Linked DNA regions of Homo sapiens: region 2 is linked to region 1. A link is a contact called in ENCODE Hi-C or POLR2A ChIA-PET data. All regions are on one chromosome and are shown on one strand. Each heading gives the region's core, a stretch centred on a gene start or an enhancer-like site at or near the end of the contact. The rest is flanking DNA. Distances are from core to core; before and after follow the strand shown.

What was found. Hi-C counts contacts between places; a loop is a spot of excess contacts on that map. ChIA-PET counts read pairs that join two places held with the same protein, here RNA polymerase II (POLR2A). Pooled maps may share reads with other maps.
Region 2: a pooled map shows a loop between it and region 1 (2.3-fold over the local background). The contact joins the enhancer-like site here to the promoter of BRD10 in region 1. A Hi-C loop is called at or near these places in 1 of 50 pooled maps. POLR2A ChIA-PET finds 5 or more read pairs at or near these places in 2 of 52 experiments (WTC11 and activated T-cell).

Annotation. Positions count from the first base shown.
Region 1 is chr9:6,006,212-6,010,685 of GRCh38, reverse strand. It overlaps BRD10 (bromodomain containing 10), which reads left to right and starts at 2,204. Exons shown (of 8, transcript NM_001017969.3): 1 at 2,204-3,491. The coding sequence starts at 2,899. It overlaps MIR4665 (microRNA 4665), which reads right to left and starts at 2,860; the gene lies at 2,782-2,860. RefSeq lists silencers at 2,137-2,656, 2,707-2,936, 3,127-3,286, 3,677-3,736 and enhancers at 2,174-2,673, 2,674-3,175, 3,307-3,536.
Region 2 is chr9:6,104,927-6,109,671 of GRCh38, reverse strand. No RefSeq gene overlaps it. Among named protein-coding and RNA genes, the nearest start is that of RANBP6, 92 kb to the right of the region's middle. RefSeq lists enhancers at 2,161-2,661, 2,864-2,913, 2,662-3,162. Within about 2 kb of position 2,536, at least 10 of the 41 ENCODE cell types and tissues checked have a DNase peak (open chromatin) inside an H3K27ac peak, as active enhancers do.

The DNA of each region.
Region 1 (4,474 bases), core at 955-3,454:
CCTACATACCTACAACCAACATATTTCTTGTTTTGTTTGTTTGTTTTGAGATGTAGTTTTGCTCTTGTTGCCCAAGCTGGAGTGCAATGGCACGATCTCGGCTCACTGCAACCTCCGCCTCCCAGGTTCAAGCAATTCTGCCTCAGCTTCCCGAGTAGCTGGGATTACAGGTGCGCACCACCACTCCCAGCTAATTTTTTGTATTCTTAGTAGAAACGGGGTTTCACCATGTTAGCCAGGCTGGTCTAGAACTCCTGACCTCAGGTGATCTGTCCACCTCAGCCTCCCAAAGTGCAGGGATTACAGGTGTCAGCCACCGTGCCCAGCCCATATTTCTTGTGTAATAGAGTTTCTTTTTTAAGATCAAGGACCCGATCCTACTTTCATTATAGTTAAGTTGCTATCATCTTGACCTCTTCATAACCTAGAGTTGAGGTTCCTTCTACTCACCCACACCTTTCTCTTTTATATAATCTTAATTAAGAAACCCTTTATCAACATTTCTAGCAATTCCCTACACTTTTATGTATGAGGAATTAGAAATTCTGCCAGATGACTTGGAATTAGGCACCTGGAGTTTTTGAAGTATGACAGACCTAGATTTTAACTTTGTTTAACAACTTTCTTAAACTAAGAGGCAGTTTCCTCATCTGAAAAATAAGGTTAATACCTAGCTGATAGGCTTGTTGTGAGATTAAAGGAGACAATGAATATAAAGTGCTTAGTGGCACAGGGTTCAATAATGTAAGCTAATATTGTCCAAGAGTCATGAAATAGAGCTGATGACTAAAGAGGAGTAGAGGATGTTTGCTTGGGTACGTTGGGCTTCAGATTCCTGGGCTTTGTCGAAAGAAAGGAGGAATGTCTAGTCAGACACACGTTTTGGTTGCCAGGTGCTGAAGTAAGACTGATCCCTGCATTTTTCTTTCTGTGAGCTGAGGTTCTGTGGACTCTTCAGAGTCCACAGACTCTTCTCTGAGGGGAGAGAACCCTGTAAATGCGTTATATATTACAAATGTCTGATGAGAGGAGACCTCGAATACTAGATAAAAGGTATGTGTGGAGGACAGTGTGAATACCCTAACAGAGCGTTCCCGCTTCACTATTTTACTTAAGAGTGATACTTAACTTACTGGACAAAAACAGCTTTGAGGTTAAAAAAAAATTTTATCACTGCTTTAAAGTTCACATTAATGAGAAGTAAACAATTGCAAGAGTCAGAGTATCCTAATCATTTAGTTATACACATTTTACTTTTAAAATGCATGATTTCTGTAATTTTGTTTTTGTGTTTAGGTAATTCTAGGTTTTAACGAGGGTTCTGTGTACCTAGAAAAAATAATATGTGCGTCTTTCAAATAGAACATGAGGAAATAGTAGTATTTGCTTTATGGAACCATGAATTCCTACCTCCCAACTAATTTTAAGTAACATGTAAACCAATGTGAATGATGAGTCCACTTTTTAGTCATTAAACAGTAATTGTAAAATGTAGTGAGATTATCAGCCCATGCAAACAACTGTTTAATGCTGTACAACTCAGACATGAACTATTTTGACTGTTTTCAGTCCCAAGAATTTGTTTAAATGAGGTTCCATTCTCTTTATTCTTAACAGATCTCAAGAATCGGGAGGGTGGAAATTTGTAACTGAAAACATGGAATTAGTTCCAAAATATGAATTGATGTTAAGAGCTGGGGTTCTAAAAATCACTTCCTTTTCTTCTGCATGTGAACGTATGGTCGAGTCCTTAAACTTTCTTTCTAAACTTCTCAAAATTCTGGTTATATATAGAAGACCCGCAGTCACAAGGGAGAAAGGGTGGGAACAGAATGTAAATTTTATAGTAGAGAAGATTTACATTTTGCGCTTTCTCACTATTCATTTGCCATTAACAAAGGTTATCTAGCAACTTTAATTTTAGTTTGGGGGGCTAACACGGGTCTTGCAAAAGAAGTTTCCTCTTGAAGCACTTGCTTTAAAAAAAGCCTTTTGGCCACCTTCCCAGGCGGTAGCGAATTAAGCTGCGCAGGCGCCTTGCTTCCCCCTCCATCAACATGTTCGATTGGCCTACGATTGATTACATCATTGGTCCGCGCAACCCTAGCAGGCTTCTGGGCCTGTAGCTGAGCCGAAGCTCTTCCTTTTGCGTAGCGGGGCGGGGCACGATGGTGGCGGGGGGGGAGGGGGGAATTGTTCTACTACGCATGCGCACCGGGGATGGCGACAGGGCCTCTTTCTTTGCTTCTCTCCACAGCTCTTCCCAGCCGGGGGGCTGAGTGCCCTCCCCCTTCTCTCCCTGCCCCTCCCCTTTCTCCCCCCTCACCGCCCAGCGGGGCTTCTAACTGACAGTTGTCGCCGGGCCCCGTCCGTGCACCGCCTCCTTCTGCCCGTGTCCCCCGCAGGTAGAGGGGGGCGGGAGGGGGTGTGAGGGAGAGGAGGAGCCGGAGCCGCCGCTGCGGCCCCCTCCGGGGAGGGGAGAGGAGAACCCCCTTCCTCCTCGCCCCCTCCCAGCCCCCCGCTGGCCCGGGAGGGGGTGGGGCGCCGAGGCCGCGGCGACCCGGCAGGGCCTGGCCGGTGAAGAGCAGGCGGGCGGGGTGCGGAGGGGTGAGGCCGGCGAGGGCCGTGCGCGCGCCGCCGCCGGGGGGGAGGGGAGAGGAGGGCACCTAGGCTCTCCTCTTCTCTCCCCCCTCCTCGCGCGCCATGTAACCCCGCCCCGCCGGCGGTGAGCTCAAGACCCCCGCGCGCACCGAGCCGAGCCGGCGGCTGAGGAGAGCCAGGCCCGATGTGGCGGGGGCTACGCGCCGCGGCCGAGCCGTGAGGAAGCGGCTCGCGCTCACGCGTCCCCCAGCACCTCGAGCGGCTGTTCCACACCGCCCAGCCTAGGCCTGCCGGGGCATGAGTGTGCCCGGGACGCCGGGAGCGATGGAGCCGGCTGGGGAGGAAGAGCGGCCGCCACCGGCGGCCGAAGGAGAGGACGACGAGGAGGAGGTGGCAGCGGCGGCCCAGACCTCAGGGCCGGCCCACGGAAGGAGTGCCTCCTCGCTGGAGGACGCGGACGATCAGGAGGAAGAGATGGAGGCGATGGTGATCGGAGGCGGTTGCTGCAAGGAGCAGGAGCTGACCTACGAGCTACAGCAGGGCTACCGCATCCTGGGCGAGTTCCTGCAGGAGAAGCACCGGGGCCTCACCGCCCCCTTTCTGCAGCCCTTGGGGGGCGTTGCCACCGCGGAGGAGGAGGTGGCGGAAGGGCCGCGCAGCGGGGGCCGGGGCGGTCGCGCCTTCCCGCAGCAGCCCGGACAGGGCATGTGTCTGCTGCAGATGGAAGAGAAGTTCGCCAGCGGCCAGTACGGGGGCATCACCGAGTTCGTGGCGGACTTCAGGTTGATGCTGGAGACGTGCTACCGCCTGCACGGAGTGGACCACTGGATCTCCAAACAGGGCCAGAAGCTGGAGATGATGCTGGAGCAGAAGTTAGCGCTTCTCTCTCGGTAAGCGAGCCCGGTCCCCGGTGGGACTGACAGACTGACACAAACACACACTCACACGTGCCCGAGGATGGGCTGGGCCAGGGGCCTGGGGGCGGCGCTGATAGGTGCTGAGTCGGTGCTGGAGAAGCCCGGGAGGAGGAGCGGCGCTGGGCGGGGACCGGAGGGGTGTGGTGGGTGTGGGCCGAACCCGGCTTGCGCGTAGACTGAGAAGGAAACCCGAGTCTGCAGCGCTGAAGAGCTGGGTATAGTTTGCAGATGTAAAATGGAATGGGTCCCGTAGGAAGAATTGCACGTGTAGGCAGAGGAACAGTTTTTGTGGGATGGAAGTTGGACCTGCAACTTTTAGACAGTTTTAGCATGACATTTAAAACAGCGTTTAGGATGAAATATCTCTAGAAAAATAATTTTGGCTTATGTAAAAAGGTGTCTTAAACCATTAAAAAATAATTTTATCATTTACTACCCATGTCGGTCATCGAAGATTTATGGAGTGTTACTAAATGGTTAATGGTTACTTTTGCATACTACTGATCTTTTCTCTCCGTTTCATCTGAGGACACCCAATTTTTGCAATAATAGGGAATGCATCAACACACATTTTTTAAAGTTTATACATTTATGTTTATTCTACCAGAAATCATAGGCAAGTCAGATGATACTGTGCTCTTGGTATCCGCCACCCATATATCCAATTATTTAACACAAGAGGAGGATACTAAAATGAATGTATTGTTTTATAATAATTGTATAGTCTGTGTCAGCCAAGTTAATTTCTAAAGTTTAAATTTTTCGGGAGTGGAAAAATTCAATGTTTTTGGTATTGGTAGTTGAAGTGGAATAGTAGTTTGACTGTTTACTATTAGAGTGAATTTAAGTTGAGCAAGTCACTTAACCTTTTTGGCCTCAGTTTCCTCATCTATCAAGCGGGGATAATAATAGTACTTCTCTCATAGAGTTGCTTTGAGGATTTAATGAGTTAATAA
Region 2 (4,745 bases), core at 1,287-3,786, 99 kb before region 1:
ATATGTGCTGAATAAATGAAGAATGAATGAATGCTTTTATTTTTGCCAAGAGGTAGTGTAGTCTTGGAACAGGAATCAAAATCCTTCCATTGTAATCATGATTCTGACAGTGGCTAGCTAGTTACGATACCTGTGGCAAATGCATCTGAATCTGTTTTTTCACGAGTAAAGGGATAAAATAAAAGCTACCTGACAGTACTGAGTAAAAAAATGCCATATGTTGACATTGGAGACTTTCTAATGAATCTCTGTGTACGAGGTCGCATTCACTGCCCCGACTTTGGGTCAGAACTCATAAATCCCCTCCCTGTGCATGCTGTGTGTTATGTGTCTTTCCATCACAAGTGTCTACGTTCATTAAAGAGGAATAAAATACTGCATTATTTGCATTAAGCAGATGGTACAGAACCACTACTCAGAACAGTGAGAGAAGGAGCAGGAAACAAGGAGTCAGGGAAGCTAGTATTCCAACCTTAGGGCTTGAGCCCCAGCCGAAAACTCCATCTGCAAACAGCCACTGAGCCACTGAAGCAGACAAAGCTGGAAGGCTATGAGCACCATTTCCATCTCCCCTTCTCCAGCCTCAACAGCGTGAGTAGATATTGGACTGCACAGCAGCAGCTCAGGCTTTCTGAGTCTACCAGGGGTGCCCATCTTGGGGGAGATTTTGAACACTTCAAGCAAGGATTATTTGCAAAGAATATAAAAACAGAAAGAATGCAAGGAATGGTAACATAAATATCTCAAGCCAAGAGAAGTTTGTTCATTTTAAGAAAAGAACTCAAATAATACAAGGTCAGGGAACAACATGTAGCCAGGCTGTAGCTGAAAGTTATATAATCTTTATCTTGAAAGTTAGAACAAGCTTTGTCCAGGAGGGCAGGGCCATATGATAAAGTCAGTGGTGCCTGGGCCCATGGCCCATACCTTCAGTAGGAATCCATATAGGGAATATGTAAAAGGGATTCCAGACAGAGAGGTATGGGTAGCCAGGCAGCCCAGCCAGACTTTGTTGTCAGAAGATCTGGCTTCTAGGCATAGCTCTGCCACTTAGCTGTGTAACCTTAGGCTCACATCTTCACCAATTCTCATTTTCCTTAATGTGTAATGGGGATGATAATGGGACCCACTTGGGAGACTTACGAGGAAGATTAAATCATATATATAGTGCTCATCATAATCCTAGTTCATAGTAAGCTCTTAATAATTACAGATTATTACAATTACTGTAACTGTAAAACCCATGCAAATTTATGAATATCAAGATTGTTCACCTGGGCTTGGAGGCCCATGCCTGCAATCCTAGCACTTTGGCAGGAGGATTGCTTGAGCCCAGGATTTCAAGACCAGCCTAGGGAACTTGGCAAGACCCCATCTCTACAAAACATTTTTAAAAATTAGCCAGGTGTGGTGGCTGTAGTCCCAGCTACTCAAGAGGCTGAGGTGGGAGGATCAATTAAGCCCAGGTGATTTGAGTCTGCCGTGAGCTGTATTTACACCACTGCACTCCAGCCTGGGTGCCAGAGCAAGACCGTGTCTCAAAAGAGGCCGAGCATGGTGGCTCACGCCTGTAATCCCAGCACTTTGGGAGGCCGAGGTGGGCAGATCACGAGGTCAGGAGATCGAGACCATCCTGGCTAACATGGTGAAATCCCGTCTCTACTAAAAGTACAAAAAAAATTAGCTGGGCATGGTGGCAGGCTCCTGTAGTCCCAGCTACTTGGGAGGCTGAGGAAGGAAAATGGCGTGAACCCGGGAGGCAAAGCTTGCAGTAAACCGAGATCACGCCACTGCACTCCAGCCTGGGTGACAGAGCGACACTCTGTCTCAAAAATAAATAAATAAAAACAAAAGAAAGTTTTTTTAAAAACAAAAATAAGAAATATTAATTTATTTCTGTCCCTCAGTATTTGCATTTTAACAATGGGTTTTTCAAAAAAGCAAAATCATCCATGTAAGAACTACTCGTTACTCTGAGATTATGTTCTTCCTGAGTTTTGGTGGTTGAAATATTCTTTCTTTAATGAAATGCTACTGGGTACTTAATGCTATCACTAGACAAAATAAAAAGCAATCAACTCTAAGTCAGTTGCCACAAATAGAAAATTTTACCAGTCTGTGGAATACAAATGTCTTGGAGCCACTGGAGTCATGGCAAGGTGGAAAAGAAATGTTGGGTCACATTTCATCTTGTATCATCCTCCAAATACCATTACAATTTGGAACATTCTCTTAGCCTTGAATTAGGAGTTGGGAAGAAAAAGGAATGAGAGGATATCAATTCCTCAACGTGTCTTTCCTTTGCATTAGAGGTCTATTTTCAAACAAGTTTTACATTAAGTTATTGTCTCTCAGCTACCCTTCTCTATACACTTATGCAATTCAGGCCTGGGACTCAAAACATCATTTTTAGCTTTGCCAGCTGCTCCAGTTAGGCTCTGTCACTAGAGGGTGTTACAGAGGGAGACAGCCAGGCTGGAGGAGAGAGAAAGGACAGGTTCCTTTCAGTTTGTTCCCTATAGGCTTGTCAGCTTGTGGTTTCTGTAAGATCACTCCAGGAGTGCTTCTTCACCCATGCCGTTCCATAGCAGCAGCTGATTCCAATTTGCAGTTTTTGCAACTTTCGCAAAAACAGCTTCATCATGCCCCCACCTCATAGACACAAGTGAGCTATAAATAGTGCCCTGTCCTCAAAGGTTTCAGTGGCAGGCCCACAGGGCTGCTTATCCCAGCTCACAGCCAGCACAAGTTGTGGGGCCCTTTCTCAAAGTTTCTAACTTCTAATAAATCCAAGCACTTCCCTCTGCTATCCCCAGCCCCAGGAGTGGTAGCTGCTTCCTGCAGTTGCTATCTCCATGTTACTTTCATTGTTGTTTTTTTGTTTGTTTGTTTGTTAATTTAATCCTTTCAGTTACCTAGTTACCAACCATTCCTTAAAGTCTCTATGTTCAAGTAACTGGTGTAGCTTCTGTTTCCTGCTTGCACTCTGATAGAGTATATATAAATCTATTTTCAAGAAAGCTTTAATTTTTTCAAATTTGTATACTAAAGGGTTTATTTTAAGGCTTAAACAATAATTGTAGGGAAGTCTTCTAGACTACTCCAAAATAACCAATTAAAAAAATACAGCAACTTCCAGGGAACACTCAATTTATTTTGAAAATAACATTTTCAAAGTTATTCTTTGGGTGTTGAAAAGCAAATAAGTCCTATCCAACCCAAAAGAAACCTACTAGTTATTTTCCTCCAGGAAGAGAGAGAGAGAGAGAAGTTAATTTTTATTTGTATAAATTTAGGGAGTACAAGTACAATTTTGTTACATGGATATATTGAGTGGTGGTAAAGCCTGAATTTTTAGTGTATTCACTGCTAGAATAATATACATTTTACTCACTAAGTAATTTCTTACCCTATGCTTTCTTCCCACGTTCGGAATCTCCAATGTCTATCATTCCACACTGTATGTCCATGTGTACACGTTATTTATCTATTACTTAAAATTTTCTTTCTGCTTATCAGGAAGTATATTTTAAGCTGAAACATATAGGCACCAGCCTGATAAAATTTGGAGGGATGTTCATGTACACTAAAGTGTGTTTAGTCCAGAGAATTTTCTCTGCCCCAGAATTTACACACTTCATTCTCTGCTATGTTCTTATCATCACAAAGCATTTCTCTATTATTCAGTAGGCAGAAAAGTTCACACCAATGATGATCAAAGGCAGGAAATGGAGGCATAAAGGGCTAGGGCTAAAAACCAACTTTTATGAAGTACTTGCTCTGTTCCAGGTGCTATCTCATGTATCTTTTCTAGCAACCCAACATTGTAGGGATTGATATTCCCATCTCACAGATGAGCACAGTGGGACTTACAGGGATTAAATAACTTGTTCTGGGGTGTGGAATAAGCGTCAGAGCAGAGCCAGGATTCAAAACCAGCCCTGATACCTTCAAATTTTCTTATCTTTTTGATTTTTTATTTATTTTATTTTTTTTTAGAAAACACTACCTTGCATCCATAGGACCCATGAGCATAAAGGAAGGACATATGACTGCTTGCCTGTCAATTCTGGGAATGAAGTGAAATGCTGTGAACAGTTACATATTTGCTGCCTGTATTAGTCAGGGTTCTCTAGAGGGACAGAACTAATGGAATATATATATATATATATATATATAAAGGGGAGTTTATTAAGTATTAACTCATGCAGTCACAAGGTCCAACAATAGGCCATCTGTAGGCTGAGGAGAAAGGAGAGCCAGTCCCAGTTCCAAATCTGAAGAACTTGGAGTCTGATGTTTGAGGGCAGGAAGCATCCAGCATGGGAGAAAGATATAGCCTTGGGGGAGCTAGGTCAGTTTCTCTTTCCATATTTTTCTGCCTGCTTATATTCTAGCCACGCTGGCAGCTGATTAGATGGTGCCCACCCAGATTAAGGGTGGGTCTGCCTTTCCCAGCCCACCGACACAAACGTTAATCTCCTTTGGCAAAACCCTCACAGACACACTCAGGATCAATACTTTGTATCCTTCAATCCATTCAAGTTGACACTCAGTATTAACTACAACAGGCCCACACCTTGTCAACTTGAACCCTTACACATCTCCTGAGATCATACATAATCTTCAAATAAAGACAATAATAAAGTCATAATTATGCCTAACATAATACAACTATCCTTCATACAACCAGAAACACCCCAATCCCCAAACCAAATACTATTACATAAAGTTAATACTTAAAT